Regions from separate parts of the Homo sapiens genome. Here all the other regions are linked to region 2. Evidence: chromatin loops called from intact Hi-C (ENCODE). Cell type or tissue: GM12878. All regions are shown on one strand. Links, peaks and the distances in the headings refer to the core of each region. The heading gives the core; the rest is flanking DNA. Region 1 overlaps LINC02012 (long intergenic non-protein coding RNA 2012). Region 2 has its middle 96 kb from the start of DLG1. Region 3 holds the start of LOC105374308 (a long non-coding RNA gene).

What was found. Peaks named below come from ENCODE experiments on the same cell type or tissue, not always from the same donor. Only the 100,000 strongest peaks of a DNase experiment are listed, where the experiment ranks them.
Region 1: it touches region 2 in a loop (6-fold over the local background); 5 of 110 quality-filtered maps call a loop at or near these places.
Region 3: it touches region 2 in a loop (3-fold over the local background); 5 of 110 quality-filtered maps call a loop at or near these places.

Annotation. Positions count from the first base shown.
Region 1 is chr3:197,496,120-197,506,831 of GRCh38, forward strand. It overlaps LINC02012 (long intergenic non-protein coding RNA 2012), which reads right to left. Exons shown (of 1, transcript NR_145451.1): 1 at 9,143-10,712. Among named protein-coding and RNA genes, the nearest start is that of LINC02012, 8.2 kb to the right of the region's middle. RefSeq lists a silencer at 6,172-6,335. In GM12878, for the core only: a CTCF peak has its summit at 6,016 (motif pointing left); DNase peaks (open chromatin) are centred at 5,652 and 5,922; H3K27ac peaks cover 617 bases.
Region 2 is chr3:197,388,793-197,399,504 of GRCh38, forward strand. No RefSeq gene overlaps it. Among named protein-coding and RNA genes, the nearest start is that of DLG1, 96 kb to the left of the region's middle. RefSeq lists enhancers at 4,964-5,013, 5,278-5,779, 5,387-6,586, 5,504-6,383, 5,906-6,200 and 1 more. In GM12878, for the core only: no CTCF peak of the experiment used is centred there; DNase peaks (open chromatin) are centred at 5,194 and 5,959; H3K4me3 peaks cover 1,119 bases; H3K27ac peaks cover 2,840 bases.
Region 3 is chr3:197,449,555-197,460,266 of GRCh38, forward strand. It overlaps LOC105374308 (a long non-coding RNA gene), which reads right to left and starts at 8,734. Exons shown (of 5, transcript NR_189108.1): 1 at 8,631-8,734; 2 at 8,074-8,229. In GM12878, for the core only: a CTCF peak has its summit at 4,651; a DNase peak (open chromatin) is centred at 4,657; H3K4me3 peaks cover 1,424 bases; H3K27ac peaks cover 688 bases.

The sequences.
Region 1 (10,712 bases), core at 1,832-9,831, 110 kb after region 2:
AGTGCTGAGATTACAGGCATAAGCCACTGGCCGCCCTCCTTGCTTTTATAAGACGGGCTGCCTGTCATGGGAAAATGCTGAAAATAGGGACAGATACCCAGTGCTTATCTTGGCCAGAAAGGCTGCTATGGCCTTAGTGGAGCCGGAAACCCCGTAGACAAAGCCAGAAATGGATACAGCAGGACCCTCAGCCCAGGTTCCAGTTCTGGGTCTCCCAGTGATGTGCTGTGACCTTGGACAAGTCACCCCACTCCCTGAGTCTCAGTTTTGTCCAGTTTATAAAATAGGGACAACCCTGCTGTCTGCTGTCTGTCCTGCCTACCTTGCCGGCCTCTGATGTGAGTGTACTTTGAAAACTCCCAAGTACTGCCCAAGCAGAAGGGATTACTGACACTGGAGGTGTGACTAGAATACTAATTTCCACCCAGGGTCCCCTGAGGACATGCTGGGCCCATCTTGGAAACAGTAGAGGAAGCTAAGAAGCTGCCAGCAAAGCTGGAGGAGATTGTCAGAGCCTTATGGGCTGGCTGGCAGGGAGAGCCCTTCTGCTCACACAGCCCATTTTCTTCATGCTCCTGTGTCAGGGAAGGTGCCATGGATGAGGACACTCACGGCGGCAACTGTGTGTGTGTGTGTGCTGGATGAGGGTGGGGTATGGGAAGTCACTGGATCAGGGCCCTCCTGCCTCTGGCCTGGTGCTGCCAGGACCCTCCCCCCATCTCTTACAGTGTCCTGACTCAGGAGCCCTGGGAAGTACTCAGAGGATCCCCAGGGAACCCCAGGAAGTCACCCCCCACCCTTTCATGCCTGTTTTGGCTGTTGCAGCAGGTTTGAGAGAGTGGATGAGCTCAGTCACCCTCTTTCCTTCCTACCACATCAGAACCATTCTCCCAGCTGGTGGGAGTCCCTATTCTCTTTACGTTATGAGGATGCCAGGATGCTCACACAATGCTGCAAAACACTTGCTTTGTCACCTGGTCCAAGTCCCTTTATCTCTCTGAGCCTTTTTCTCATCTGTAAAAGAGGGGAGGCCGGGCGCGGTGGCTCACGCCTGTAATCCCAACACTTTTGGAGGCCAAGGTAGGCGGATCACGAGGTCAGGAACGGAGACCATCCTGGCTAACACGGTGAAACTCCGCCTCTACAAAAAATACAAAAAATTAGCCAGGCATGGTGGCACACGCCTGTAGTCCCAGCTACTCAAGAGGCTGAGGCAGGAGAATCGCTTGAACCCAGGAGACGGAGGTTGCAGTGAGCCGAGATCGCACCACTGCACTCCAGTCTGGCAACAGAGTGAGATTCCATCTCCATAAAAAAAAAGTGGGGCGGGAGTGCGGGGAAGCAATTCCTGTGCCTCCTTCCACTATAGGGCTGCTGTGTCGAATGAGAGCAGGTGAAGGCGGGCTTGTTACACTGGAAGGATTTCCACTCTCTTGTAGAAGAAGTCAGGACAGAGGAGGCCTGGACAGAGGACCCACGAGAGGGGATGGTAATAGAAATGTCCTCCACTCCAGGAGGCAGGAGAGCTCTGCAGAGTAATTTCATTCCCGTCTCTAGCTGGGCTGTCCCAGGGCGGCAGGTCCTTTGCCTCATGATGCACCCCGTTCTGCCGTGCTGGGCTCAGCCTAGAGGCTCTGAGAGAAGACGTGTCAGACTCAGGGGCATCACGGTGGTGAAACCCGGAGAAAAGTTTTCAGAGACCTAAGCAGACACATTCCTGGGCCCAGGTGTGAAGTCGTCTAGGCCAGTGGGTCTCAAACTCAAACATTTTTAGCAGAACGCTTCCGTGTCAGATACTTTTTTTTTTTTTTGAGACAGGGTCTCACTCTGGGGTCCAGGCTGGAGTGCAGTGGTGTGATCATAGCTTACTGCAGCCTCCAACTCCTGGGCCCACCACAGCCTCCTCAATAGCTGGGACTACGGTGCCACCATGCCCAGGCTAGATACTGCTGAAGAATCACTGGGACTTTAGGAAGTTCCGCTGATTTATGGCACAGATGGGGAAATGAAGCTCAAAGAGGGGATGGAATGTGACCAAAGCCAGGCAATAAACCAGTGGTTAAAACAAACAAACAAACAAACAAACAAGCAAACCCACTTCAAACGCAGAGCTAACCCTCGGCACAGGTGCGCTTCAGAGAAAAATGGAAAGGTTCCTTCATTGAGGGGTCTTTTACACAGCCAGAGGATGGAGGCTCACAAAGGGGCTAGCGGATAGGTAAATAGGGGCCATTTATTGACATAGTTGCAATAAACAAATCTTACTGGGCAAGCAGGAAACTCATGGTCTCCTTTGAAAATGGAGGTGTTTCTCAAGGTGTGCCTGAGGCACTGAGCCCCTTTCTGAAATAAAGCAGAAGCAGGTGAAGCAGAACAGGACAAATGGACATTCCTTCCAGCTGCTTCAGCCCTGGCCCCCTTCCAGTCTCCCCAGAGCACTGGTGGCCAGGCTTTGCCAGTGGCCAGCGGGAGACTGACCCAGCCGCACAGAGGGCCCCAGGTGTCTCTCAGCGGTGGCCATAGGACACCTGAATGAGCCTCGAGCCAGAGAGAGTGACTTTTTGGCGGGGCTCTGCAAGTGGCTTTCTGCCCACAGCTCAGGGGTGGGAGTGAGGAGTCAGACCTCCAGATCCCTCCACCACGTTCACTCGGGACAGGTGCATGAACGGCGGCGCGATCCGCACAGGCGAGGAGACGACCGATGGGGGCGGACAGCCGGACGCACGGCTGCGTCACTCACCCTCAGCGACCAGGGCCCCACGTCCCTAAGCGCGGAGCTGGGGGAGGGGTCGGCCAGCTGCAAGGCCGCGGGGCCGGGAAGGGCCGGGAGGAGGCGCCGGGGCGGCCGGGGCTCCCAGGGAGCCGCTGAGTGGGGGAGCCGCGCGCAGCATCTGGGCCTGGGGCGGGCGCCCGGGGAGCGCGGGGTGTCGCCAAGGGGGCCGCACGACCCGCCCGCGGTGAGCGCAAGGCCCGCGTGCCCCAGCTCTCCTCGGTGGGGATTTTCCTCACCTGGAAAACACACGGGTTATGGAGGGGGTGGTGGTTAATCGTCGCACGGGGAAACCGGCAGACAGGTTCTGATCGAGCCCTTCATCCCAGTCACAGGTGGCAGGTGCCGGGCGCCACGACCTCACTGTGCAGGGCGCACGCTCTCTCCCCGCCCTCCCACACCCCAGCGGCCCCAGGCCCTGGGGGATTCTCAGAATGTTCCACGTGGAGCAGCGCTTGGAGAGCCCCTCCCCTAAGGGCGGGTGGGGGGAGGAAGGGCGAGGGTTTAGACCCCCACCCCCATTCCACCCAAGCACCCCCACTTTGTCTTTACTGCATTGAGACTTTGCCTGAGAGGTCATTTAACCCAGGGCCGTGACTAAACACAGCTGCCAGGTCCTCTTTCAAGTCTCATTTTGACTTCGTGGTGCACGCATGACCTTGGGCCACTTAGAAACCTCGGTGTCTCAGGTTCCCCACCCATAATAGTAATAGTACCTCCCTCATAGGGTCCTGGGAAGGATGAGTGAATAAACGCTTGTGAAGTGTTTAGAACATAGTGAGTCTGGATGACTCAACAGATTGTTTGCTGGTGAGCTGGGTGTGGTGGCCTACGCCTGTAGTCCCAGCTACCTTGGGAAGCTGAGGTGGGAGGATCGCTGGAGCCCAGGCGTTCAAGGCCAGTCTAGGCAACATAGCCAGACCTTGTCTGTGAGGAAAAAAAAAAAGATGTGTTAGATGTTGCTGTTATTATTATTACTATTGTTTTCCAATGAGGAGAGTGAGGCCCAGAAAGGATAAGGCGTTTGCTGCCTGGACGATGTGGCCAGTTGGTAGTAGAAGAGGGAATAGTAACAAGGCTTCCTGGCTGCCCAGATGGAATCCATTATTTCTTGGACATTTAGTGGTTGCTGCTTCATGGATATCTTTGAAGCTAAACAGATTAACAAAAGCCCACTTGGTGGTAGGCCATGCTGCGTAAGGAGCCTCTGGTACCACCTCCATGATCCTCAGGAACAGGAGGAGTGAGGAGAGGAGGAAGAGGGAGAGAGAAAGGAAGGTGGGGATAGAGGGAGGAGGTGGAAGAAGAGGAGTCTTGAGTCTTCTTAGCTCAGCCACTAAACGGGAGGTGGTCTCACTGGGGATGCTTCTGAGAGGACACTTTCATTAAGAAGAACTAAGCCAGGCATGGTGGCTCACACTTGTAATCCCAGCACTTTGGGAGGCCGAGGCAGGTGGGTCACCTGAGGTCAGGAGTTCAAGACCAGCCTGGTCAACATGGTGAAACCCCGTCTCTACTAAAAATGTAAAAATTATCCTGGTGTGGTGGCAGGCACCTGTAATTTCAGCTACTCGGGAGGCTAAGGCAGGAGAATCTCTTGAACCGAGATCACACCACTGCACTCCAGCCTGGGTGACAGAGTGAGACTCCATCTCCAAAAAAAAAAAAAGAACTAGGCCAGGCATGGTGGCTCACACCTATAATCCCAACACTTTGGGAGGCCGAGGCAGGCAGATCACCTGAGGTCAGGAGTTCGAGACCAACCTGGCCAACATGGTGAAACACTGTCTCTACTAAAAATACAAAAAAAAAAAAAAATAGCCAAGTGTGGTGGCACGTGCCTGTAATCCCAGCTACTCAGGAGGCTGAGGCAGGAGAATCGCATGAACCCAGGAGGCAAAGTTTAGAGTGAGCTGAGATTGGGCCACTGCACTCCACCCTGGGTGACAGAGCAAGACTCCATCTCAAAAATAAGAAGAAGAAGGAGAAGGAGGAGAAATAGCCCTCTAAAATATTTCAAGTTTAAGAATTTTGTTCAGAGAATAAGGATGAGAGTTTGGTTGCCTATTGTCTCAGCCTGTTTTGTGTTCAATTTTGGCTCAGTCCCAACCTCATGAATCTCTCCTTTCAATCAAAGAGGAGCTGCCTCTTCATAGCCCAGGTGATGTCAGGGAGGCTGTGGCCAGCATGGCAGGAGCCCTCTTCATTGCCTGAGGAACAGTAAGTGCTTGCACCCAGCAGTTAGAGACAGTCTGGTTCTGAATCCTGTCACTTTCTAACTAGGAAAGATATTTAAACCTAAGCTTCATTTTAGTTATCTATAAAATTGGGATTATAAATCTTGCCTTATAGTATCACTGGGAGAATCAAATGGGATAATGCATATAACATGCTTAACCCAAGGCCTGGCGTGTAGGAAGCACTTAATAAATGCTTATTACTTAGGATCAGATGTGGCTTCCTGCCCCCATGTGTATGCGATGGCTTCCTCATCTCCTGTCCAACTGGACTAGGGGTTCAGTTAGGATTTGCTTTGCATACAAGGAAATAATTCCAAAACTGTAATAATGCAGAAAAGGTGGAAGTTTATTTCTTCTCACATAAAATCTGAATGAGGGGTCAAAGGTGGAATGTGGTTCCCCAGTGTCTGGGATCCAAACACTATCTTGTTGCAATGTCATAAATATCTTGACTTTATGGCCCAAGATGGCAGCATCCCAAGTTCCAGGCTGCAGGATGAAGTGCCGAAGGAGCCAAAGGAGATGCATATAAGCTCCCCTTAAGGAAGGTTCCTGGAAACTGTTGTACCACCATTTCTGCTTACATCCCATTGGCCAGAACATAGTCACATGACTACCCCCTAGCTGCAAGGGAATCTGGGGAAATGTAGTCTTTATTATGGCAGCCATGTGCTCAGCTGAACATTGGTGGATCTATCCCTATAGAAGGGGAAAATGAATTATCAGGAACATGCAGCAATCTCTGCCCCCAAGTCCCAGCTTGTCTAGGCTAGCTAGGCACCTGGAAGCCAAGTACCTGAGCACTAGAAAACCGGGATGGGGGCATGCTGCTTCTCCTCAGCCACCCCCAGTGGCTCAGTCTGCAACTGAGAACATGGAACTGGAACCGAAACTTAGGCCTCTTGCCATGGGTCTGAGAAAGCCCTGCCCTGTTTAATCACCTCCCTGACGCGTCCCAGCCTCAACACTAAAGGCAGGAGGGATACTAGAGAGGCAGCTGACTGCCCCCTCCTGGCCAAGGAGAGGACAGTGAGCAAAGCTGCAGCTCCGAGGGGCAGAGGGCACAGCAAGCTGGCAGGCTTGGCACAGCCTGGTGGAGTCGCCCACTGCAGGACACACAACTACAAATTGTGGGAAGGCCGGGCCACCAGCCAGTGCCACAATCCAAGTGCCTAACTGGAAGGATCTGCACTGGGGGCTCCGCCCTTCTTCATCCTGTTAATGAGAACACTCGAGCAGGCCATCTGGCCTTTGCCAGGCTCCCAGCACACCTGTCTCCTCTCTGTCCTGATGTCTCTGAGAAGGGGAGGAAAACTTGCCTGCATCTCCCCACACTGGCACTTCTGAAACAAGCCCTCCGGCCCTTTCTGCTCCCGGAGTTTCACTCCTAGTAGCCACCAGGGGACAGAAAAAACCACAGCCACAGGTGCTCCAGCTCTCCCTCTCCCAGGCCTAGCCCCAGGTCTGTCACTAACTCGGGATGCAGCATCCCCGTCTTCTCTGACCCCCCTTTTCCTTGCTGTGCCTTGAGTCGCTTTTTAGATATAAGTTTCCTGGGCTCCACTCAAGACTTACTGGTTCTGTTTTTGAACCAGTTTCCCAGGAGATTCATGTGCGGTGCGTTTAGGATCCAAGGGGCTGGACGGCTTTCACAGTCCAGCTTAGAGTGATCTGGTTCTGACAGGACAGAGCTGTCTGAACAATGTCCTGGGGGATGGGGCACTCCTAACAGCCCTTTCTTCCCAGGGGCTGGAGTTCTTCAAGCCTCCCCAAATTATCCACTTTCCTTTCAGAGTCCATCCCCCTGAGGTGCTAAGCCATTCTCATCCTGCTCTGCTAGCTGGGAAATGTCCCGTCAGGTGCCCCACCTCCTGTTTCTATCTGTCAAAACCCTCTTCACTTGTCAAGTCCCAGCTGAAACACAACCTCCTTTAGGGAGCATCCGTTACCTCCCCAGTGAGAATTTCCTGCTCCTTCCTGGGCTGCCATGAACTTTGCTCATACATCCACTATAGCCCAGGCTGTCCTGAGTGACAGCTCTCCAGGTTGGTGCGTCCTATCTGCTCCACCCCCTCACGCCCTCAGCCCCACAGGACTGGGAACTCCTTCAGGCTGGGAATCAAATCTTACCATAGATATCCTGCAGCCTGATTATAGATCACTCTCAACCCTGAATGCTTAAAGAGAAAACACAGGAAGCCAGGGCCTGGGTAGGACAAACTGAGTGCTAACAGAAAGAGTCCAGGCCGGGCGCGGTGGCTCACACCTGTAATCCCAGCACTTTGGGAGGCCGAGGCGGGTGGTTCACGAGGTCAGGAGTTCAAGACCAGCCTGATCAAGATGGTGAAACGTCGTCTCTACTAAAAATACAAAAAATTAGCCAGGCATGGTGGCAGGCACCTGTAATCCCAGCTACTTGGGAGGCTGAGGCAGAGAATTGCTTGAACCCAGGAGGTGGAGCTTGCAGTGAGCAGAGATCGTGCCACTGCACTCCAGCCTGGGCAACAAGAACAAGACTCCGTCTCAAAATAAATAAATGAAGATCCCAAACACAGATAACCAGGGCAGGAAGAACTGGTCCATTCCCCTCCCCTAAGCTGAATGAATGAATGGGCTGATCCTCCTGGATGATTTTGAGGGTTTGTATTCCAGAAAAAAGAAAAACAAAAAACCCCTTCTTTGTCTAGGATGGACTTGTCTAGGCTTTTAGGCTTAAGGCCTTCTGGCGAATAATTTCTTAATCCACTCAGGAAATCTTCAGGGATTTCCAGTCAGGTGGTGATGCAGGGCTGTGGAGTCTGTTCTGCACTTAGCAGTCAGGAAGGGGGCCTGCAGAAGGCAGTGCCCTCCTCTGCCCTAGGCCTCTAGGATGAGCCTGAAAGTGGGCTCTGGCTGCTGTGGTTCAACCCTGAGTGGGTCCCCATTTCTGTCTGTGCCTCTAGAACACCCTTGGGCTACAGTGTCTGCATTTCTCAGAAAGGCTGGGGTGGGGACGGGAAAGAATTTTTTAGGCGGTGACTGCAGCAGCCGGGGCACCTACTGAGTCCCCGCGTTGTGCCAGGCGCTGGGCTGGAGAGCTTACCCACTCACCTATCTACACAACAACTCTGCAAAGTACAGACGGTTATCCCCATCACAGACAAAAAGACATCGAGGTTTGCAATGCTCGCTGGCAGCAGCCCCAGTGTTAGTGTTAGTGACCCTCCCCACCCCGCCCAAAAAAAGAAACTAAGGCTCAGAGAAAGTAGATAACTTGGCAGCATTATGCAACCAGGAAGTTGCAGAGCAGGATCAAAGTTAGGTGCATCTGGCTCCAAAACTTCTGTTCTTTCTAACTGACCTCACCCAGAACACAGTTGCCAGCAAGGCCTGCGTCTGTCCCCATCCCTCCGTCTGCAGGGTCTCTGAGGTCTCTTTCACCTCTAACAGGGCATCACCTGTGGGCTCTCTTTCTCAGGGACCACCTAGGTAAATCCACACAGGCGAGGAGAGGACCAGCAGGCACTAAAGCCAGACACACAGCTCTGTCACTAACCCTCAGTGACCAAGGCCCCACTGTCACTAAGCACATAGCAGCGGGGAGGGGTTTGCCAGCTGCATGGCCAGAGGAGGCGGGGAAGGGGAGGGAATTGGAGGGCCTCGGGGGGCGAGGGCAGGAGAAGCGCGGACCCTCCAGATGTGCTGTTTCTTTCTCTGCTGCAGTAACCCGAGAGCCTATCTATCTCTTTTTAATGTTCTGCTGTTTTCTTTCGTCGTACACTTAACCGCACAGAAAATAAGCCCTAGGGCTGAAAACTCCAGCTTGTCGTGGTGCTGGCAGTGGTGTGCGCTCTTCCACATCTGGGTGCAGCCTAAGCCTCTTGTCCGGTTCTGCCCTCAGCCTCCACACCACGTGCCCAGTCCCACATATCCAGAGCCCCCTGCCTGGTTATTCTCCAAGCAGTCCCAGCACCGCCTGCTTGGCAGCCTCAGGTTGTTGGCCTCTGGGTTTCCAGGGGCCCTTATATTTTATTATTCCTTTGACAAAGTCATGGGACTCCCTAAGTAAGGAGAGACCCCTGCCCACTCACACCTCTCGCATCAGCTGTCCATGAGGGGCTCCAAGGCTGTGCGGGGAAGAAGACAGACTGTGTTAGATTGAAAATGAGTATTTTTATTTACATGTGATGGAATCGAGCCTCTCACTTCCCGGCCCAAGTCATGCCCACGGTTACCCTGTGTCACCCTGGGCTAGACAGTGAGCTCTGGGAGGGCAGTGGGCTGCCTGCTGTCGGACGACCGTGCCTAGACAGGGCACAACGAAGAGATTCAAGTAATAAAGGGGCAGAGGGAGAGGTAGCAGCTGCCGTCCGGCACAGGGCTGCCCCTCAGAATGTGACACTAATATGGCACTGGGACCATCGGCAGCTCCTCCGCCCTTCCCATCACAGCCCCGGAAGTCCCATTGTACCTCCATTGGAACGAGAGCCCATCAGTCCCGCCAGCCTGCAGGGAAGAGTCTGATGCCCCTCGTGACATCACCGAGCTCTCCCGACTCCCTAGCGGCCTGCTGCTGTTGACCCTGCTTCCTGAAGGTGCCCCGAGTCTCCATAAGGCACAGGCTTCTCTCCCCGCACCATGCTCCCTGTTTCTTACGGCAGGTCCCACACCACTTTGTCCACCTCTGGTCGGACATTATGAGCCAAAACCTTTATCCAGAACACGATGTAGGTAGGAGAAAGAGAGGTTGCAGCAGAGTAAATGACCCAGTCACAGAACACGTGGCCAGATGGCCCCGCAGAGCACTCACCGGCTGAGAGTGGCCGGAGGGTGGTGGCCGGTACAGCAGTGTACCCAGTGCAGTCCACCACGCCCGCACTTGTCTGGCAGCAGAGTTGAGCGGCACTTCCAGGCCCCAGGAACCACGGGCACTTCCTCCTGAAACTGGGGTGGCTACAGCTGAAGCTGAGAAGAGCAACCAGCCTGCTGCTATTTCTGAAGGAGCCCAGTGTGGTTACTCAGTGTGCTGTAATTAAACTCATCTATAATTTGATAAGTGGGAGTAGCCTTACATTTTAGAGAGTAATTAAGTCTCACCAAAGGAGAAGCACATGGTGCTTCTGGGACCCAGCATCTCCTGAGGTTGGTCCCCATTCACTCTCCCTGTCTCTACACATCTCCACAGATGCTGAGGCCGCCAGGGTAGGCCTCAGCCACAGCTCTCTCCACCCTCAGGCATTCCATCGACATCCAGGCCCCTGGGAGATAGCACAGACACTGCAGACACACGTGCGACGAGACAGGGAAGCCTGGGCCTCCCTTTCCAGGCTGCTCCGCGAAACTGCGGACTAGGAGGAAGCTGGCTGTCCTGCTTGCCTGCCTGCCTGCCTGCCTGCCTGCCGCTCCTTCGCCACGTGCAAGGCGAGGTTCTGACTGCGCTGAGTCCAGCCCAGCTCTGGGCCCCAGTGTGGAGACTGAGGCAGCCTGAGGGTAAAGGAAGGGGCTGCGGGTATAGAAGTCAGATGGGGCTGGGTGCAGTGGCTCACGCCTGTAATCCCAGCACTCTGAGAGGTCGAGGCAGGTGGATCACCTGAGGTCAGGGGTTCGAGACCAGCTTGGCCAACATAGCGAAACCCCATCTCTACTAAAAATACAAAAAAAAAAAAAAAAATTTAGCCAGGCATGGCGCACACCTGTGATCCCAGCTACTCGGGAGGCTGAGG
Region 2 (10,712 bases), core at 1,210-9,209:
CATATGGGATAGTTTTCTATCTGCACCGCATTGGGGATAGTTTACCATCCATAGTGTATTTGGGATAGTTTTCTATGTGCAGCGCATTTGGGATAGTTTACTCTCTGCCTTGCATTTGGGATAGTTTACTATCTACACCGCATTTAAGATAGTTTACTATCTGTAGCATATTTGGGATAGTTTACTATCTGTAGCGCATTTGGGATAGTTTACTATCTGCCTTGCATTTGGGATAGTTTACTGTCTGCACCGCATTTGGGAAAGTTTACTATCTGCCTTGCATTTGGGATAGTTTACCATCTGTAGCGCATTTGGGATAGTTTAGTATCTGCAGTACATTTGGGATAGTTTACCATCTGCACCACATTTGGGATAGTTTACTATCTGCTCTGTATTTGGCATAGTTTACAATCATTAGCACATTTGGGATAGTTTACTATCTGTGGCACATTTTGTATAGTTTACTATTTGTGGCACATTAAGGATAGATTACTATCTGCCTCGCATTTGGGATAGTTTAACATCCACAGTGCATTTGGGATAGTTTACTATCCACAGTGCATTTGGGGTAGTTTACTATTCGCAGTGCATTTGGGATAGTTTACAATCTGCCTTGTATTTGGGATAGTTTATGATCTTCCTTGTATTTGGGATAGTTTACTATCTGCCTCGCATTTGGGATAGTTTACTGTCTGCCTTGCATTTGGGATAGTTTACTATCTGCAGCACATTTGGGATAGTTTATCATCCGTAGTGTATTTGCGATAGTTTACTATCTGCAGCACCTTTGGGATAGTTTACTATCTCTAGCACATTTGGGATAGTTTACTATCTGCAGCACATTTCCGATAGTTTACCATCTGTAGTGTATATGCGATAGTTTCCTATCTGCAGCACCTTTGGGATAGTTTACTATCTCTAGCACATTTGGGATAGTTTACTATCTGCAGCACATTTCCGATAGTTTACCATCTGTAGTGTATATGCGATAGTTTCCTATCTGCAGCACATTTGGGATAGTTTACTATCTGTAGTGTATTTTGATAGTTTGCTATCTGCAGTGCCCTTGGGATATTTTACTATCTGCAGCACATTTGGGATAGTTTACTATCTGCAGCACATTTGGGATAGTTTACTATCTGTAGCAAATTTTGGAGAGTTTACTATTTGTAGCACATTGGGATAGTTTACTCTCTGCAGTGTATTTGGGATAGTTTACCATCTGCACCGCATTTTGGATAGTTTACTATGTGCACTTTATTTGGGATAGTTTACCATCTATAGCACATTTGGGTTAGTTTACTATCTGCTCTGTATTTGGGAGAGTTTACCATCTGCACCTCATTTGGGATAGTTTGCTATCTGCTCTGTATTTGGGATGGTTTACTATCTGCGGTGCATTTGGGATAGTTTACTATCTGCAGCACATTTGGGATAGTTTACTGTCTGTAGTGTGTTTGCGATAGTTTACTATCTGCCTCACATTTCGGATAGTTTACTGTCTGCAGTGCATTTTGGATAGTTTACTATCCATAATGTATTTGCGATAGTTTACTATCTGCAGCGCATTTGGGATAGTTTACTATCTGCAGCACATTTCGGGTAGTTTACCATCTGCAGCGCATTTGCGATAGTTTACTGTCTGCCTTGCATTTGGGATAGTTCACTATCTGCAGCACATTTGGTATAGTTTACTATCTGCAGTGCATTTGGGATAGTTTACTGTCTGCCTTGCATTTGGGATAGTTTACTATCTGCAGCGCATTTAGGATAGTTTACTATCCGTAGTGTATTTTTGATAGTTTACTATCTGCAGTGCATTTTGGATAGTTTACTATCCATAGTGTATTTGCGATAGTTTACTATCTGCAGCACATTTGGGATAGTTTACTATCTGCAGCACATTTCGGATAGTTTACTATCTGCAGCGCATTAGCAATAGTTTACTATCTGCCTTGCATTTGGGATATTTCACTATCTGCAGCACATTTGGTATAGTTTACTATCTGCAGTGCATTTGGGATAGTTTACTGTCTGCCTTGCATTTGGGATAGTTTACTATCTGCAGCGCATTTGGGATAGTTTACTATCCATAGTGTATTTTTGATAGTTTACTATCTGCAGTGCATTTGGGATAGTTTACTATCCATAGTGTATTTGCGATAGTTTACTCTCTGCAGCACATTTGGGATAGTTTACTATCTGCAGCGCATTTGGGATAGTTTACTATCCATAGTGTATTTGCAATGGTTTACCATCTGCAGCGCATTTGGGATAGTTTACTATCTGCAGTGCATTTGGGATAATTTAGTATCTGCCACACATTTGGGATAGTTTACTATCCATAGTGTATTTGGGATAGTTTACTATCTGCAGCGCATTTGGGATAGTTTACTATCTGCAGCGCATTTGGGATAGTTTACCATCCATAGTGTATTTGCGATAGTTTACTATCTGCAGCGCATTTGGGATAGTTTACTATCTGCCTTGCATTTGGGATAGTTTACTATCTGCAGCGCATTTGGGATAGTTTACCATCCATAGTGTATTTGCGATAGTTTACTATCTGCAGCGCATTTGGGATAGTTTACTGTCTGCCTTGCATTTGGGATAGTTTACTATCTGCAGCGCATTTGGGATAGTTTACCATCCATAGTGTGTTTGCGACAGTTTACTATCTGCAGCGCATTTGGGATAGTTTACCATCCATAGTGTATTTGCGACAGTTTACTATCTGCAGCACATTTCGGATAGTTAACTGTCTGCCTTGCATTTGGGATAGTTTACTATCTGCAGCGCATTTGGGATAGTTTACTGTCTGCCTTGCATTTGGGATAGTTTACTATCTGCAGCGCATTTGGGATAGTTTACCATCCATAGTGTGTTTGCGACAGTTTACTATCTGCAGCGCATTTGGGATAGTTTACCATCCATAGTGTATTTGCGACAGTTTACTATCTGCAGCACATTTCGGATAGTTAACTCTCTGCCTTGCATTTGGGATAGTTTACTATCTGCAGCGCATTTGGGATAGTTTTCCATCCATTGCATATTTGCGAAAGTTTACTATCTGCAGCGCATTTGGGATAGTTTACTATCCATAGTGTATTTGCAATGGTTTACCATCTGCAGCACATTTGGGATAGTTTACTATCTGCAGTGCATTTGGGATAATTTAGTATCTGCCACACATTTGGGATAGTTTACTATCCATAGTGTATTTGTGATAGTTTACTATCTGCAGCGCATTTGGGATAGTTTACTATCTGCAGCGCATTTAGGATAGTTTACTCTCCATTGTGTATTTGCAATAGTTTACTATATGCAGCGCATTTGGGATAGTTTACTATCTTCAATGCATTTGGGATAGGTTACTGTCTGCCTTGCATTTGGGGTAGTTTACTATGTGCAGCGCAGTTGGGATAGTTTACTGTCTGCCTTGCATTTGGGGTAGTTTACTATCTGTAGCACATTTGGGATAGTTTACTATCTGCAGCGCATTTGCAATAGTTTACTATCTGCAGCGCATTTGGGATAGTTTACTGTCTGTAGTTCTTTTGCCCATTAGCTTGGATTCCTTGTCGTAGGGTCTCTTTTTGTCTGCTTTGCAAGCAAAAATCAGAGCCCCTGAGTCACAAAAGTGTGTAGGTACCTTTCCACACTAGTTTCTCCTCATTCAGGGACCCCATGGCTTATAAGAAGGTAAAGCTGAGTGGCTCTCAAGTGTCCCAGGAAAACAGTCCTTTCTGCATGTTTGATCTGCCAAGTTGCCAATATCTGATCTGAGCTCCTCAGAAGCTCCTAGGAGAAAGAGGTGACTCAGGGAGCAGAAATGATGGGCCAGAGAGAGAACCCTAATAGCTAGCTTCACAGGCCCATCTCTGTCTTTGCCCACCTTTCCTCACCCAAGTACAACAGTGTTTGGAGTGGCTTAGTGTAACCTAACTTTCAGTGGTCCCCTCAGGACTGGTAGGCCAAATTTAGAGCCCACACAAGGAAGTCTATTGGTCATGTGGTGTGCCTTGAAGCCTGCAGCATGTAAAAAGTTATATTTAATACCCTGGGAGAGACCAAATACAGGAAAGCCAGTTTGTGGGATACAATTATTTTTTCATAAGAAGCCTCTCTGCCTATGTGTTTGGTAAACTGTTAGCCCTCTAAGAGTTGGACTGTGGATTCTCTAGTCTTATAGTTAGACACGTGGACAAGCAGAACGTTTAAGAGTCAGAGGAACATTCCAGGATCTTCAACAGCCCTAAACAAGGTCATTGGCATCCTGCTAGATATGGTTGGCACAGAGCACACTCTGTGACTGACCCTCTCAATCAGCCCAGCATCCTGTCCAGTGGCCTGACCGAGGGCTGCACTGTAATCCTTGTTTCCTTTGAAAGTCTGGAATTCATAAGGAAATAGGGTGGGGGTAAAGAATGGATGATCTAATTTTCCAAGGGAGTATTGGATTAGTCAACAACTTGATCCCCACTGCTGAGATAGCTCCTTTTGTGAATATTTTACCTACCCACCTGCTAGGTCTCAAGGCTTCTGAAAGTACTCTTCCTAGACAACTACACTGAGCATCTTAAAACAGCACAGTCTGCTTCCTTCCCTCACTGATTCTGAAAAACGGAGCCGCTCCCAGTCCCTTTCGTATCCACCCTGACTCCAGGCAGGATAACACTGGATAAAGTCCCCTATATCCTTCAGCATAAAAATCCCAAAAGTCCACTCCAAGGCCTTCTGCCTGCTCTTGTTTAAGACACAGTGGCTGGTCTCTGAAGCAGCCTCTAGAGGCTCTGATGCCAGCCAGTACATTTAAAGATGAGCTAAAGGAAACAGAAGGGTAGTTGGTACACTTCTTTATCTCCCGACATTTGCCTGGAGCAAAAGAAAGAGGAGAATGATGCTGAGATTAAAGCCTCTCCCCTGGAGTGATTCTATGTGGCCTGTTGCGTTGGTGCAGAGAGGCAAGGCAATAAGGCCTTCTGGGGTTCAGCAGAGAGACAGGTCAAACAAGGGTACTGCCCAGGCTGCTGGGGCCCCAATCAAGATGTGACTCTTCTCCAAAGGGAGCAGATGACACGGGCCTCCTTGTACCAGTGTGGCAGCCAGCATGTGTGCAGGATGGGGACAGACACTCAGGATAGGCAGAGAGAGCCACATTACCAAGTAATCAGACTTGTTTACCACTCTTGAGGTAAATGTGGGAAGCCAACAACCAGCATTTTGTAGAGTCACTTGGCGGAAGAAACACCATCCACACAAGTCAATCAAAAATATATATTCTTGGCTGGGCGTGGTGGCTCACACCTGTAATCCCAGCACTTTGGGAGGCCGAGGAGGCGGATCACCTGAGGTCAGGAGTTCAAGACCAGCCTGGCCAACATGGTGAAACCCATCTCTACTAAAAATACAAAAAATTAGCTGGGCATGGTGATGGGCACCTGTAATCCGAGCTACTCAGGAGGCTGAGGCAACAGAATCGCTTGAACCTGGGCGGCGGAGCTTGCAGTGAGCTGAGGTTGCGCCACTGCACTCCAACCTGGGCCACAAGAGTGAAACTCCGTCTCAAAGAAAAAAGGTCTATTTTTAAAAACTACTAACTGAGAAAGAAGTAAGAGCCTTGAAGAAACAGAAAGAAGGAACCTGAGCATGCCACGGCAGGAGAGGATGAGAACGGCATGGAGAAGGGGGAGGCGCAAGCAGCTGGAAGCCCACGGCGGAATGGGCCGGTGCTCGGAGAGCTGTTCGGATGGCACGGGAGCTGATTGTCTTGACGTTAAGTTCCTCGGTGAGGAGAGAACAGAAGTTAATGGCACCCACCGGGCCTGGGTGGAGCCTCAGCACCACCAAAGAAAGCAGATTCTGCATTTGGAAAGCCTAGGCCCTCTCCTTGAACCTGGTTCTCAAGGTTTCGGTGATGAGTCACCTCGTTCCCCCTCACCAGCTTCTGTCTTTAGCCACAGCACTGACGTGTCTGAACCCGCACGCACCTCCTGAGCTGGAGCACCCGTCATCTTCACACCACAGATGACTAACCATGGCCTGCTCACAGTCTCCTCATTATCACGGAATGAAAATGCTACATGCCTGAAAGCTGAGGTTTTGGGAACAGGATGAGAAGAGCTGCGGAAGGAATGGAGATGCAGGTGGCAATGAGCTAAGCTTTTGACAGGCCCTCGCAGTCCTCGGGAGCAGGGGCCAAGTGACCACAGATCCAGAGAGAGTGCTCTCCTTGGCAGGGCCGCATGAAATCTCATTCATTACAGCCTCCGATTAGGTTCCCAGGCTCATTAAAATCTGTGTGCCATTCACTGTTTCTCTTGGATCAGACTGGATTCTACTGTGCAGAGAATTGCCAGGGCTTCCAAGTGTCCAGTGCAGGCCAGATAGCATCTCTTGGCTTCACTTCTTCCTGAAGTTTCTCCCTGTGCTTCTGTGTGCTCACTGCCAAGAACACAAGTCAGCATTCAGGCCCACGGCTGCCAGCTGAAACAAGGGCTTCTGACCCAGACAAAGCCCGCAGATAAAGTCCAAAGCACTTGAGCTAAACTTACTCTAAAAACTATGGCAGTACAGGACAAAGGAAGACACTCGGGTTAGACACAAAGAACCACAGCTAAGGCAACCTTTAAAAAAGGAGAGTGGGCTGGGCGCAGTGGCTCATGCCTGTAATCCCAGCACTTTGGGAGGCCAAGGTGGGCGGATCACTTGAGCTCAGGAGTTCGAGACCAGCTTGGGCAACATGGCAAAACTCCATCTCTACCAAAAAAAAAAAAAAAAGTTAGCCAGGCACAGTGGCATGCACCTGTGGTCCCAGCTACTTGGGAGGCTGAGGCAGGAGAATTGCTTGAGCCAGGAGTACAGAGGTTGCAGTGAGCTTCTCGTGCCATTGCACTCCAGCATGGGGGACAGGAGTGAAACCCTGTCTCAAAAAAATAAAATAAAATAAAATAGGAGAGTAAAGAGGAGCTTTTACTCTATCTGATAGAAAGACATATTATAGCCAGGTGCGGTGGCTCACGCCTGGAATCCCAGCACCTGGGGAGGCTGAGGCAGGAGGATCACTTGAGGCCAGAAGTTCAAGACCAACCTGGGCAACACAGTGAGACCCCATCTCTACAAAAAATAGAAAAAAATAATTAGCTGGTCACGGTGGCACGTGCCTGTAAGTCCAAGCAACTCAGGAGACTTAGACGGGAGGATTTCTTGAGCCCAGGAGGTTGGGGCTGCAGTGAGCCGTGGCTGCACCACTGCACTCCCCAGCCTGGGTGACAGAGTGGGAACCTGTCTCAACAACAACAAAAAAAGACATATTAAAAAGCCATCATAATAAAAACAGTAGTTTAAAAACCATAAAAATAGATCACCAGAACAGAATAGAGAGCTCAGATTCAGTCCCAACTTAATGTAGGATGAAGGTGAGGCCGGGCGCGGTGGCTCACATCTGTAATCCCAGCACTTTGGGAGGCCGAGGCAGGTGGATCATGAGGTCAGGAGTTCAAGACCAGCCTGGCCAAGATGGCAAAACCCCGTATCTACTAAAAATACAAAAAATTAGCCAGGCGTGGTGGCATGCACCTGTAATCCCAGCTACTCTGGAGGCTGAGGCAGAGAATTACTTAAACCTGGAGGGGCGGAGCTTGAAGTGAGCCGAGATTGCGCCACTGCACTCCAGCCTGGGCGACAGAGTGAGACTCCATCGCAAAAAAAATAAAAAATGATTAAAAAATAAAAAATAACATATAGGATGCAGGTGGTCCCGCACATCACGGGGAAGGACAGATTATTTAGTAAATGGCATTTGGGAAACAGGCTCATTGTATAGAGAAAAATAAAACTGGACCCCTACTTAACACTAAATACAAAAGAGGACTCTGCATGCTTTAAAAACCTAAGTATAAAAGGTTAAAGAAAAATAGTGGAAATAAAATGGGCAGAAGAGAGTGCAGGGACGTATCTTTGTGATCGATCCTCCTCAAAACAAAATTTCAAAAGCATAAGGCAAATTTTTACGAATATGATTAAATTAAAATTAGGGGTTTCTAATCAACAAAAGTCCCCATGGACAAAGTTAGTAGACTGTTAACAGAACAGGCGTAGATATTTGTAACATCTAAATCAATGAGGGATTGATACGAAGAATATGGAAAGATCTTGAACATTTATGACTGTAATTAAAAATGGGGAAAGGGGCCGGGCGTGGCTCACGCCTGTAATTCCAGCACTTTGGGAGGCTGAGGCAGGCAGTTCATGAGGTCAGGAGTTCAGGACCAGCCTGACCAATATGGTGAAACCCAACTCTACTAAAAATACAAAAATTAGCCAGGTGTGGTGGCATTTGCCTGTAGTCCCAGCTACTCAGGAGGCTGAGGCAGGAGAATCACTTGAACCCGGGAGGTGGAGGTTGCAGTGAGCCAAGATCGTGCCACTGCACTCCAGCCTGGGTGACAGAGCACGTATCCATCCCCCCACCAAAAAAAGAAAAAAAATTGTGGAAAGGATATAAACAGATTTATACAGAAGATGAAATTCCAAAAAGCGAACAAGGTGGCATAGGTCAGTTGTGCTGAAGCAGACTCGGAGCTAGGGAGTTGTGAGCAGGAGGTCTATGTGGGAGTGATCTCAGCAGCAACGCGGTGAGGGAGTGAGGAAATCAGGATAGGACTGGGCAGAGCAAGAATCTGAACGGTGATGTGGGTACAGACAGGCCTTGGCTGATCCCACTGGGGAACGCTGATGCTGGCATGTCTTTTCAGAGATGTCCTGAATGTAGGCAAGGGACTGGGGCTTTGTACCCCTTCATTGACTAGCCTCTGGATGGACACTGCCCCCACGGAGAGCTCATAAGTGTGGGTGAAGCTGCTTACTTGGACTGAGGGCAATTCCCAGGGAGGGTCTCACCTGTGAGCCATTCACAGCCGGCACTCTGGCAGGGAGGGGTGGAGAGGGGTAAGGGGAGGCATAGCTTTTAGTCCTGAAGCAGGAACCGGAGCGGTATACCATGCATCTACCATGAAGAGAGACTCAAAAGTTTTAGTAACACAAAAAATGAAAATTAAAACAACAGCCGGATGTCACTGTATGCCTTTTATATTGGCAAAATATAGAAATACAGGTAGTGCCAAGTATTGGCAGGGATGTGGGACATAGCCACTCCTGTACCCTGCTGGCGAGAGGACAGATTGAGAGGAGTCGGCATTGGCAGTGTTCCGGGGCACACACAGGCATTGTTAGTCACATTCGGTATAACATGCTAGCAATGCCTCCACGAGGTATACATCCCAGGCCGCTCTTATGCAATTCTGTAAGGAGAGGTGTATGCAAATGTTGCCTGCACAGGAATTAGTGGTGGGAGCTGGAGACTCCCTGAGTTTCCATCACTGAGATGGAGAAATAAAATACAGTGAATGCACGCCAGGGAGTACGATGAAACAGGACTGAGGCAAAATAATAGACGTACACATAGCAGCATAGACGGATCTTAAGAACAGTGAAAAATGGGGGAAAAGCATGTAAAAGCGTTAGAAATAATGAGATAGAATATGTACATAAATTTAAAATACTGCAAATGCTATTTGTATGAAAATATGCGAACAAAACGATACACATGAAAGAACTAGGAATCATGTGCAGTGAGAGAAGGAAATGGAATTGCAGGATGGGGACTAAAAGGAATAAGGAAGTAAATAATTCACGAGGGGGTTTCCCAGGGACCAACGATGCTGACATCCAGGGGCCAAGGAGTAGGAGTAACTCAACTCTGTACATCTGACTTCTAAGACTAGCAGCAGCAACCACCACCATTTGAGCCCCAAGAAAGCAAGCTCAGGTTCTGCACCTTCTCTTTCTCTGAGATCTCCCCTCAAAGGTCACAGGCTGAGTCACTGGAAAATGGCAGAGCCCTGCCCCACATCACTCCCCACTCTTACGTATAAATGAAATGACACACACCTCTGATCTCCAGTGGGCTAAAGAGGTTGGCACCTGCATGGAGGTTCATGCCCCTTGAGGCAGAATTGACTTTGCTGCAGGGAAGGATGCTTTCCATTCTCTTTCCCACCAACTCTCCCACCTTTGATTCCAATCAAGTCACCAACCAAACTGAAATGCAATAGGCATAAGCTCAATGCTTGCCTTTGATCAAGACCCTCATGACAGACGGAGGAAACACAACCAACTCAGAGTGATGTCTTAGATCTTGCCCACCTGGGCCAGGCGCGGTGGCTCACGCCTGTAATCCCAGCACTTTGGGAGGCCAAGGTGGGCGGCTCACCTGAGGTCGGGAGTTTGAGATCAGCCTGAACAACATGGAGAAACCCCGTCTCTACTAAAAATACAAAAAAAAATAGTTGGGTGTGGTACACATGCCTGTAATCCCAGCTACTTGGGAGGCTGAAGCAGGAGAATTGCCTGAACCTGGGAGGCAGAGGTTGCGGTGAGTGGAGATCGTGCCACTGCACTCCAGCCTGGGCCACAAGAGCGAAACTCCATCTCCAAAAAAAAAAAAAAAAAAACAATTTTGCCCACTGGGAGAGGGCCCAAAACAGTGAGGTGACATCTGGCCTGACACTTGCCTGACAAGTTCTCTGGGCTGATGGAGAATGAGCTTGAACCCTCTTATGAAATCTATCCTGCCTGAACTCTCAGTCCCAGAAACCCTGGAGGCCCTGAGAGAGCCGGAAAAATCATGAGGCTTATCAGTTGTTCTTGGG
Region 3 (10,712 bases), core at 1,606-9,605, 61 kb after region 2:
ATCCCAGCACGTTGGGAGGCCGAGGAGGGTGGATCACGAGGTCAGGAGATTGAGACCATCCTGGCTAACATGGTGAAACCCATAAAAAATTAGCTGGTCGTGGTAGCACACACATGTAGTCCCAGCTACTTGGGAGGCTGAGGCAGGAGAATCGCTTGAACCCAGGAGGCAGAAGTTGGAGTGAGCTGAGATGGCGCTACTGCACTCCAGCCTGGGTGACAGAGCAAGGCTCCATCTCAAAAAGAAAAGAGAAGAAGAGAAGAGAAGAGAAAAGAAAAGAAAAAAAAGTTTAATTGGCTCATGGTCCTACAGACTGTACAGGGAGCATAGTGCTGGCATCAGCATCTGGTGAGGGCCTCAGAAAGCTTTTAATCACAGTGGAAGGTGAAGCAGGAGCTGGGTGTCACATGGTGAGAGTGGAAGCGAGAGAGAGAGGGGGCAGGTGCCACATGTTTTTAGACAACCAGATCTCATGAGAACGCACTCACCGCCTCTAGGACAGCACCCAGCCATTCATGAGGGTCCACCCACGAGACCCAAACACCTCCCACCAAGCCCCGCCTCCAATATTGGGATTACATTTCAACATGAGATTTGGAGGGGACAGTCATCCAAACTATATCAGGCATTATCGACTACTCTATCTGCTTTATTTACCAACCAGTCCCCAAGGGCCTAGGACAGGGCTGGCACATAGTAAGCACTCAATAAGTATAAATTTTTAAAAAATGAATGAATCTTAAAGTCATTCCAACCTTAAACTTTGCTCCTTGTCTATCAACATTTCTGCTAATATAAAAATGATTTTTCTCCAAATGGTAGAGTAAAAATCAATGTCTCGTGTCTTCCACAAAGCTGGGGTTTCAAATGACTGCATACATCACAGCTCCAGGCACCACCAGAGCAAAGCTTCCCTAGGATCAGGCAGCAAGGATGAAAGAGGATGGGGCTGTGAGGGCCAGGGCCCCTTTGTGGAGGAAGAATCAGTTTACAGAGGCTCATGTCTCCGTTCAGCCAGATGAGTGTTTCTGGGAGGTGGGAGAACAGAAAAGTTACAATCAAGTGTTAAGATGATGTCAACAAACTTGTCTACCCAGTGCCTGGCCCAATAAGGTTATCAAAATCTCCATTTCAATCTGAACTCCAGTGAAATTTTGATGAACAAGATATTCAGGGAACATTCCTTGCAAGACAAGGCTCTCCTTGACCTCAGGAACAGAGCCTTAGTCCCTTTGTTCTAGTACTGGGCACAGGATGTACCTAGAAAGCCCTAAATGAATGCCTGATGAATGAAAAATATTCATTTCAATTCATTTTTTTCTGATACGAAATTATATTTCAGGCCTTGTCTTTAAAAGTCATTCTAAGATGTATTCAGTAACATTTTTACATTAGCAAGTGAAGAGTACTGACTTCCTTGCATCTTCCCATGAGCATAAAACGTCACGCAAATGGCCATTTGCAAGCACCCTGACTCTCCCTGATCATGTGTCACTGTGGGAGGCTGTGGGCAGGATGCAAAAGGGGTATGAGATTGAATTTATTTTAATCCCCAGAAATCATGGACCATTAAAAGTATCTCTTGATACCTTTTTCCACAGCCTAATTTGACACATGGAGAACCCAAGGCTGAGAGAAGGGAAGCGGCTTCCCCAGGGCATTCGGTATGTGAAGGGCATCATCAGAACTAGAATCCTGGTCTCTTGACTCCCAAGTTCAACACTTTTTCCATTTTGTAGATTCATCTCTATCTCCTAAGAGTAAAAGGCAGGAGAAATTCAGATTAATTCATGTTTAAATTCTATACTAAGGTAAAGAGATATCAGTTTGTCTATAAGGATATGTTTATTGAGATTCTACTTTATATGGTACTCAGTTAGTACTATCTTTGTTACTACAGGGTAATAAGATTAAGCATATACAAAGTTGTTCCTATCCATTGCATAATGCTATCAATAATAATAGTAAGTTTCCATTTTTTGTCCCTGCTTATTTAGTCCCTGCTTATACGCCTTATAGGTATTACCACGAGTAATTCTCACAACAGCCTGATACAATATATTTCTGTATTAAGCCTCTTTGGGTTGCTCATGACAGAAACCCAACTCAAACAAGCTTAAGAAAAAAAGGAATTACTGGTGCACATGAATGAAAACATCAGGAGTTGTCCGGTTTCCGCCCAGGCTGGCTCCACGGGCTCAGGTAACGTCAGAAACCTCTCTGTCTCCCTTCATTTCCACTATGTTAGCGTCACTCTCCAGTATGTTCTCTCGTATATTGGGAAAGATGACCCCCAGTAGCTCTGGATTTCATGAACTTTACATCTTATGACAGAGTCTCGCTCTGTCACCCAGGCTGCAGTGCAGTGGTGCAATCTCGGCTCACTGCAACCTCCGCCTCCCAGGTTCAAGCAATTCTCCTGCTTCAGCTTCCTGAGTAATTGGGATTACAGGTGCCCACCACCATGCCCGGCTAATTTTTGTATTTTTAGTAAAGACAGGTTTCACTATGTTGGCCAGGCTGGGCTTGAACTCCTGACCTCAGGCGATTCGCCCACCTCAGCCTCCCAAAGTGCTGGGATTACAGGTGTGAGCCACTGCGCCCGGCCTTTTTTTTTTTTTTTTTTTTTTTTTTCTGATGGAGTCTCTCTCTGTCGCCAGGCTGGAGTGGAGTGGTGCGATCTCCACTCACTGCAACATCCACCTCCTGGGTTCAAGAGATTCCCCTGCCTCAGCCTCCCAAGTAGCTGGGACTACAGGCACACACCACCACGCCCAGCTAATTTTTTGTGTTTGTTGTTGTTGTTTTTGAGACAGAGTTTCACTCTTCTTGCCCAGGCTGGAGTACAATGGTGTGATCTTGGCTCACTGCAACCTCCGCCTCCCAGGTTCAAGCGATTCTCCTGCCTCAGCCTCCCGAGTAGCTGGGATTACAGGCACGCGCCACCACACCCGGCTAGTTTCGTATTTTTAGTAAAGATGGGGTTTCTCCATGTTGGTCAGGCTGGTCTCAAACTCCCGACCTCAGGTTACGCCTGCCTCGGCCTCCCAAAGTGTTGGGATTACAGGCGTGAGCCACTGCGCCTGGCAATTTTTTGTATTTTAGTAGGACAGGGTTTCACCATGTTGGCCAGGATGGTCTTGATCTCCTGACCTCATGATCCGCCCGCCTCAGCCTCCCAAAGTGCTGGGATTACAGGCGTGAGCCACCGCTCCCCAGGCTATGTCTTATGATTTTAGAAGGAGAGAGCCCTATTTTGACCCAGCATCCACATTTCCCCTCCTCACGAATCTTGACTGAGCATCTTTGGGTCTTGTGAGCGTGTCTTCATCAATTATTGTGTCTAGGAGAATTGGGATATTTTGATCAGCCGCTCTCTAGGGTGGGGGTGGAGAGTTTCTTTTATCAGTGGAATGAAAGAAGGGCAATTCATAATCCCATTCTACATAGGATGAAGTGGAAATTCAGAGAAATCAAGGACTGGACCATAATTGCCTAAAGGCCAGACGGCCTGTTAAGGGCAAAGCTGGGACATAAACTAGTTGTCTCCAAAGCCTATTTTTAAAATTTTTCCTGTTGTTGTCATTGAGCAGGGGAAGGACTCATTCACATACCTTAAAATTCACCGTTTTAAAGTGTGTAATCCAGTGAAAACCCTGTTTAATCAACAGGCCAAGTGTTTTCAACTTCGGTGTGATCACTGTTCACTTGTGAAGTATGTGGTAAGCAATGTGTTGCTATTAATAGCTGAATTACCAAAGTTATTAGAATGATTTACTTCAAAAAATGGAAATCAGAATTAACAAAAGATTACCCTGTTCATAATGCCATCCCCATTTCCAGGCCGGGCTTGTTGGCTCCGCCTGTAATCCCAGCGCTGTGGGAGGCCGAGGCGGGTGGATCACCTGAGGTCAGGAGTTCGAGACCAGCCTGGCCAACATGGTGAAACCCCGTCTCTACTAAAAATACAAAAAATTAGTCAGGCATGGTGGTGGGTGCCTGTAGTCCCAGCTACTCAGGAGGCTGAGGCAGGAGAATCGCTTGAACCTGGGAGGCGGAGGTTGTAGTGAGCTGAGATCACACCATTGCACTCCAGCCTGGGCGACAGAGCGAGACTCTGTCTCAAAATAATAATAATAAAACAATGCCATCCCCATTTCCTTGAACTCTGATGTCCAGCACAGCTCCTGCCTAGAGGCGTTGGCACCCATTTGGAGTGGTTCCAAGGAGAAAATGGCAGAGCACGTGACACAGCCTGCCATAAAGCTGTCTCCATCACAAGACAGAATGGGTAAGCACCCCAAGACAGTACAGAGTGTTCCAGGAAAACTACTTAGAAATGGCAAATCAGTTCAGCAACGTTTCAGATTATAAGAAAAAAATTAAATCAATACACCGTTTCTAGAGTCCAGTGATGAAGACTAGAAGGAAATGCAATAGAGAGAGCTCATTCCCTGAAGAATCCAAATCATTAAGTATTTTGCAATTCACGTAAAAGGACATGAAGAATGCATTCAAAGAAAATTACAAACCTCTAATAGAAAAATAAAAACGAATAAATGGAGCTTCTGCCTGGGAAGATTCTACATGGTAAATGGCACATTCAATCTGCAGTGTAAAAGCTCATGCAACCTGACCATGCCATCTGCTGTAGAAGGAGGGAGGTGACACTCTTGCTGTCCCCTGAGCTGATCACAGCACACTCCAAGAAAGACCTAGACAAACTCAAACAAGGTGGGACCAGGGGTGGAGTCGGGGGAGCAGGCTGGCAACAGACCTGGAAGCCAGTCACACAACACAAGGAATGAGCTGGTTGAATCTGGGCATTAGAGAACAGGAGGCATTTTTTGCAGGTAAGAGGAGATTTAGGGGCAGGGTTGAAGGGTTGTGGTATGGAAGAAGTATTAGATTTGCCCTATGGAGCAACAGTGAGTAAAAATGACAGGAAAAGAGATTTCTGTCTCAAACAAAGTAGCAACTTTTTGGAAGTCAGAAGTGTCATTGATCTAAATTAAATGACGCTATGAAGCAGGCAGAGTAGGCGATATTATCACCCCCAACAAAAAGATGGGGAAAAGGTCCAGCAGGCAGAAATGACTTGTCTATCATCACCCAGGAGGGGCATATGAGGCTGTGGACACCCCCTGTGCTGTGTCCAGTGCCCCAGGCTGCTTCTGGAGCCAGCACTGAGCTTCCACAGATGTGGCAAAACAGGTGTGAACAGCCGGCAGTGCCCTTCTCCTCTCCCAGCAAGAAAGTCACAAGAAAACTACCAAAGTCAAAGGATGACGAGCAACTCTGAATATTCTGGGGAAAGAAGGATCAGGCAAGGACCAGTGATTCCCTACGGGAAAGTAATGACTTCTGACTGGAAGCTCCTACCAGGAATTTCTGACAGGAGACCAGGGATTTCTGACAGGAGACCAGGAACTTCTGACAGGAGACCAGGGACTTCTGACAGGAGACCAGGGACTTCTGACAGGAGACCAGGGATTTCTGACAGGAGACCAGGAACTTCTGACAGGAGACCAGGGATTTCTGACAGGAGACCAGGGACTTCTGACAGGAGACCAGGGATTTCTGACAGGAGACCAGGGACTTCTGACAGGAGACCAGGGACTTCTGACAGGAGACCAGGGATTTCTGACAGGAGAGTAGTGGTTTATGACAGGAAAACAGGGATGTCTGATGGAAAATGTTGGCCTCCAGTGGGCTATGCATGGAGCTCTGACAAGAAAACAAGGATTTCTGAAAGAAACTGATTTTTCTCAGGACGGTGATTTCTAAAAGCAAAGTAGTGATTTCTCAGCCAGGCACAGTGGCTCATGCCTGTAATCCTAGCACTTTGGGAGGCTGAGGCGGGTGGATCACTTGAGGTCAGTAGTTCGAGACCATCCTGGCGGACATGGTGAAACCCCGTGTCTACTAAAAATACAAAAATTAGCCGGGTGTGATGGTGCGTGCCTGTAGTCCCAGCTACTCGGAGGCTGAGGCAGGAGAATCGCTTGAATCTGGGAGGCGGAGCTTGCAGTGAGCCAAGATCGCGCCACTGCACTCCAGTCTGGGAGACAGAGTGAGACGCCACCTCAAAAAGAAGAAAGAAAGAGAGAGAGAGAAAGAAAGAAAAAGAAAGAAAGAGTGATTTCTGATTTCTGACAACAATGATTTCTGACAAGAAAACAGGTTGCTGATAGGAGAGCGTGAATTTCTGACAGGACGCTAGTGTCCACCACGTAGCAAAGGGGTTATTCCTGACAGGACGTCTTCCACAGGAATGAGGGTTTCTGTTAGGAAGGACCAAAAGCAGCAGCACAGAACAAACTGAAAAATAACAGGAGGGAATGAGACCCCTTCAGGAAATAGCTTCTTGGGTGTGGAGGGAGGTCCTCAGGAATAAAAAGCCGGGTTGGGGGAGGCTGAAATTGGGGAAGACCTGGGGTCCAGTATCTCCTCTGGCAGAGTGGGGCTGAGTGGGCTGGAGGGAGAGTATCTAGAAGATTTACAAAATAGGTGTGAGCGTAGGTGACTAGGAAATACATTCTCATCGAGAGGCTTGCAGGAAGGGGGAGGGAGGGAGGAGAGGGAAATCGGGTCCTTCTTCAATCCCCTAGACCCAGAGGTAACAAAGCCTTGGTTTTTACTCAGCAAATTCAAAGGCAAGCTTTTGCCCTCTGAATGTATCGCCAATTCTTAGCAAAGGGGACAGGGCAATAGAGAAGTGATGTCATGAGGCTGTAGTTCTGAGGTTATCCGGGAACCAGGTCGGAGCCTGCTTGCAGAGAATGTAGCATCGTGGCAGAGAGGAAAAGGAACTAAGGGAAGCGGAAGTATCAGTAAGGAGCCTCCGACAGAAATGGTAGGCTGGCAACATCCTGATCAGCAGCAGAAGTGATTTTCCCGTGTCCCCGTGTCCCTGCTCACCACCCACGCTCCCGAGAGCTCCCAGGCCAGGCCTCACAGGGCTCCTTCCCTGTGGGAGCGGAGGTTTGCCGCGAGCCATCGCCCGGCACGGGACACGTCTCAGGGGGAAGGAACACGTTTTCTCTCAGACTGAGCGCTCGCTGACCCCGGCTCCCAGGCACCACGTCTACCACGTGACTGGATTCCTGCGGCCGCCGCGAGCCGGGAGAATTCTAATAGCGCAGATGCCCGGAACCGCTGCAGCAGCCCGAGCCGGAAGTGCCAGACTCCTACTTCCCACCGGATGCGGGGCTCGGCAGGCTCGGCAGGCTCCTCCGCAGGCCACACAGCCGGCGGCACAGGCCTCCTGCGGGGAACCCCACCCCACCGGCCAGCCCGGTGCTCTGCCCTCTCTGGGGGTCCCGACCACTGTCTCCCTCCACACCCAAGAAGGGGAGCCTGGTCTTGTCTTTCCAGCTGCCCCCACCTGTCCTCCCTCTGGGGCTTCCTTTCCATCTGAACTGGATTCAGAGGACACAGAGTTCCCCAGCTTTCTCCGCTTTTGATGCCCTATCTGGTCCTCAAGCTGTTTTTGTTTTGTTTTGTTTTGTTTCGTTTCGTTTCGTTTTGTTTGAGATGGAGTTTCGGTCTTGTTGTCCAGGCTGGAGTGCAGTGGTGCAATCTTGGCTCACTGCAACCTTCGCCCCCTGGGTTCAAGTGATTCTCCTGCCTCAGCCTCCCGAGTAGCTGGGATTACAGGCATGCACCACCACACCTGGCTAATTTGTATTTTTTTTTTTTTTTTTTTAGTAGAGACGGAGTTTCTGCATGTTGGTCAGGCTGGTCTCAAACTCCCAACCTCAGGTGAGCCGCCCACCTTGGCCTCCCAAAGTGCTGGGATTACAGGCGTGAGCCGCCGCGCCTGGCCCCTCAAGCTGTTTCGTGGCTGCCAATGCCAACTGGGAAAAAGACACAGTGGTAGAAAGAATTAGAGATGAGACGCAGACTTGAGAATTCTTTTCAAATTCAAGAGCAGTAGTTTGTCTCAGGAGATGCTGGTCCTGTCTCACTGTGAGAATCCCTATCATAGACCTTCCCGGGCAAAGCCCTTTCCCGGGTTCCTGTCTGAGGAGGGAGGTGAAGCCTCTTGGGTCCTCAAGCAGCGATTCTTACCCTTTCCCTGCCTGGGTCACTGCCCATCCACAGCTTCCCGGGGAGAACAGTGACGGGAACTAGCTGACCGCTCGGAGCCTCCAGGCCAGTCCCTTTCTGTGAAGACTCACAAGGCCTTACTCGTTGCGTAACATCCCAAAGCCGTAGTTACGTCATCTGTAAAATGGAGATAAAAATCCCACTTCACATGGTTGTTGGGGTGATTAAAGGAGATAATATAGGCCAGGCATGGTGGCTCACACCTGTAATCCCAGCACCTTGGGAGGCCGAGGCAGGCAAATCACCTGAGGTCGAACCCTGAGGTCGGGAGTTTGAGACCAGCCTGACCAACATAGAGAAACCCCGTCTCTACTAAAAATACAAAATTATCTGGGCGTGGTGGTGCATGCCCGTAATCCCAGCTACCTGGGGGGTTGAGGCAGGAGAATCACTTGAACCTGGGAGGCGGAGGTTGCAGTGAGCTGAGATCATGCCATTGCACTCCAGCCTGGGTGACAAGAGCAAACCTCCATCTCAAAAAAAAAAAAAAAAAAAAGAGGAGATAATATATAAAGTACCTGGCACCCAGCAGGTATGATAAATTGGTCCCCTTATTTCTGCTGATGCAGGAAAGCAGAACGCTTGAGAGCAAGGCTGTGGCGGGTGAGGCTGTTCAGTGTGTGCCTGTCTGTTCAGCAGCTGGGTGGAGGCTGAAATACCACATGCCCTCCACTCACCCTGTCAAGTGCCGAGGGTGGGGCATTCTGCACAAAAGCTTTGTCTCTCCTGCACACAGGCACCCTAAGGCTGAGATTCTGCACAAAAGCTTTGTCTCTCCTGCACACGGGCACCCTAAGGCTGAGCAGCACTCTCTGCCGGGTGACTGCGCCAGCGCCCAGACCACCTGCTGGAGAAAGAAAGCATGGCACGTTGAAGGCAAGCATTTGTACTTTGCTCTTTCCTCACAGTTAGACCAGGCTCCCCTCCTCTCCCGCTTGTCCTCAGAGGCCTTGGTGAGGTGGAGAACGGCTGCCATTGTGATGGGTTCCCCTTTTCTCATTGCGGGGGGTCCCTTGAAGGGGGTTGGCCTGCCTGCATTTGGGCTCTGGTAACCACTCTTCTTCCTAGCAGGCTTCCCATTGGGGCAATTTGCAGGGTCCTAAACTCAGAACCTCTACCTTTACATCCAGGGCCCCCAAGAGGCTCTCTTTAACATTATGGACAAACAGCCACACAGGGCCTTTTTTCCCCAGGAAGAAAAGACCAAATGGAGCTCAAGGCCCAGCTGTCCTGGGAGTGGTGCCTCAGCCGTGGCCCTCTGGGAAGGGGTTTCTGTGCAGGGCTGCCCTGAGGGTTACCCTTTTCCATCTTCATTTCTATCTCACATAGTAGGCAAGACAACAGACAGGATTCAGACAAGATTACAGCTCCAAGGGTTGATCTGTGTATTTCCCTTGCACGCTGCTCTCTTGCTGGCACCGAAGGGCACCCCAGTCCAGACTGGTCAGAAACAAACACTCACAGAACCCACAGAGCCAGGGCTAGACACAAAGGCCAGGCAGTGTGCTTGCAAAACGAGACTTTCCTCTCCCAAAGACTAGAAAAAACTAGGCTTGCAGAAGCAGGAAGAGGCCGCTGGACCTGGACGGGAGGACGACACCTGGATTACTGGGTGTGGCGCCTTCCACCAACAGTGCTGGCCACATGTGAACAGCACCTGGTAGCCTTGGAGGCTGTGAGTAGGGATTGGGGTCAGGAGGGGTGCGGTCAGGAGGGATGTGGTCAGGAGGGGATGTAGTTAGTGGGGATGCAGTCGGGAGGGGATGCAGTTAGTAGGGATGCAGTGAGGACGGGTGTGGTCAGGAGGGATGTGGTCAGGAGGGGATGCAGTTAGTAGGGATGTGGTCGGGAGGGATGCAGTTAGTAGGGATGCGGTCAGGAGGGATGCAGTTAGTAGGGATGTGGTCGGGAGGGATGCAGTTAGTAGGGATGTGGTCGGGAGGGATGCAGTTAGTAGGGATGTGGTCGGGAGGGATGCAGTTAGTAGGGATGTGGTCGGGAGGGATGCAGTTAGTAGGGATGTGGTCGGGAGGGGATGCAGTTAGTAGGGATGTGGTCGGGAGGGATGCAGTTAGTAGGGATGCGGTCGGGAGGGGATGCGGTTAGTAGGGATGTGGTCAGGAGGGGATGCGGTTAGTAGGGATGCGGTCGGGAGGGGATGCGGTTAGTAGGGATGTGGTCGGGAGGGGATGCAGTTAGTAGGGATGTGGTCAGGAGGGGATGCAGTTAGTAGGGATGCGGTCGGGAGGGGATGCAGTTAGTAGGGATGCGGTCGGGAGGGGATGCAGTTAGTAGGGATGCGGTCGGGAGGGGATGCAGTTAGTAGGGATGCGGTCGGGAGGGATGCAGTTAGTAGGGGTGCGGTCGGGAGGGATGCAGTCAGGAGGGGATGCAGTTAGTAGGGATGTGGTCAGGAGGGATTCAGTTAGTAGGGGTGCGGTCAGGAGGGATGCGGTTAGTAGGGATGCGGTCGGGAGGGGATGCGGTTAGTAGGGATGCAGTGAGGACGGGTGTGGTCAGGAGGTGTGTGGTCAGGAGGGGTGCGGTCAGGAGGAAAAACCTCACCCGGAGCAGAACCAGGTGTTCATGTCTCTATATAA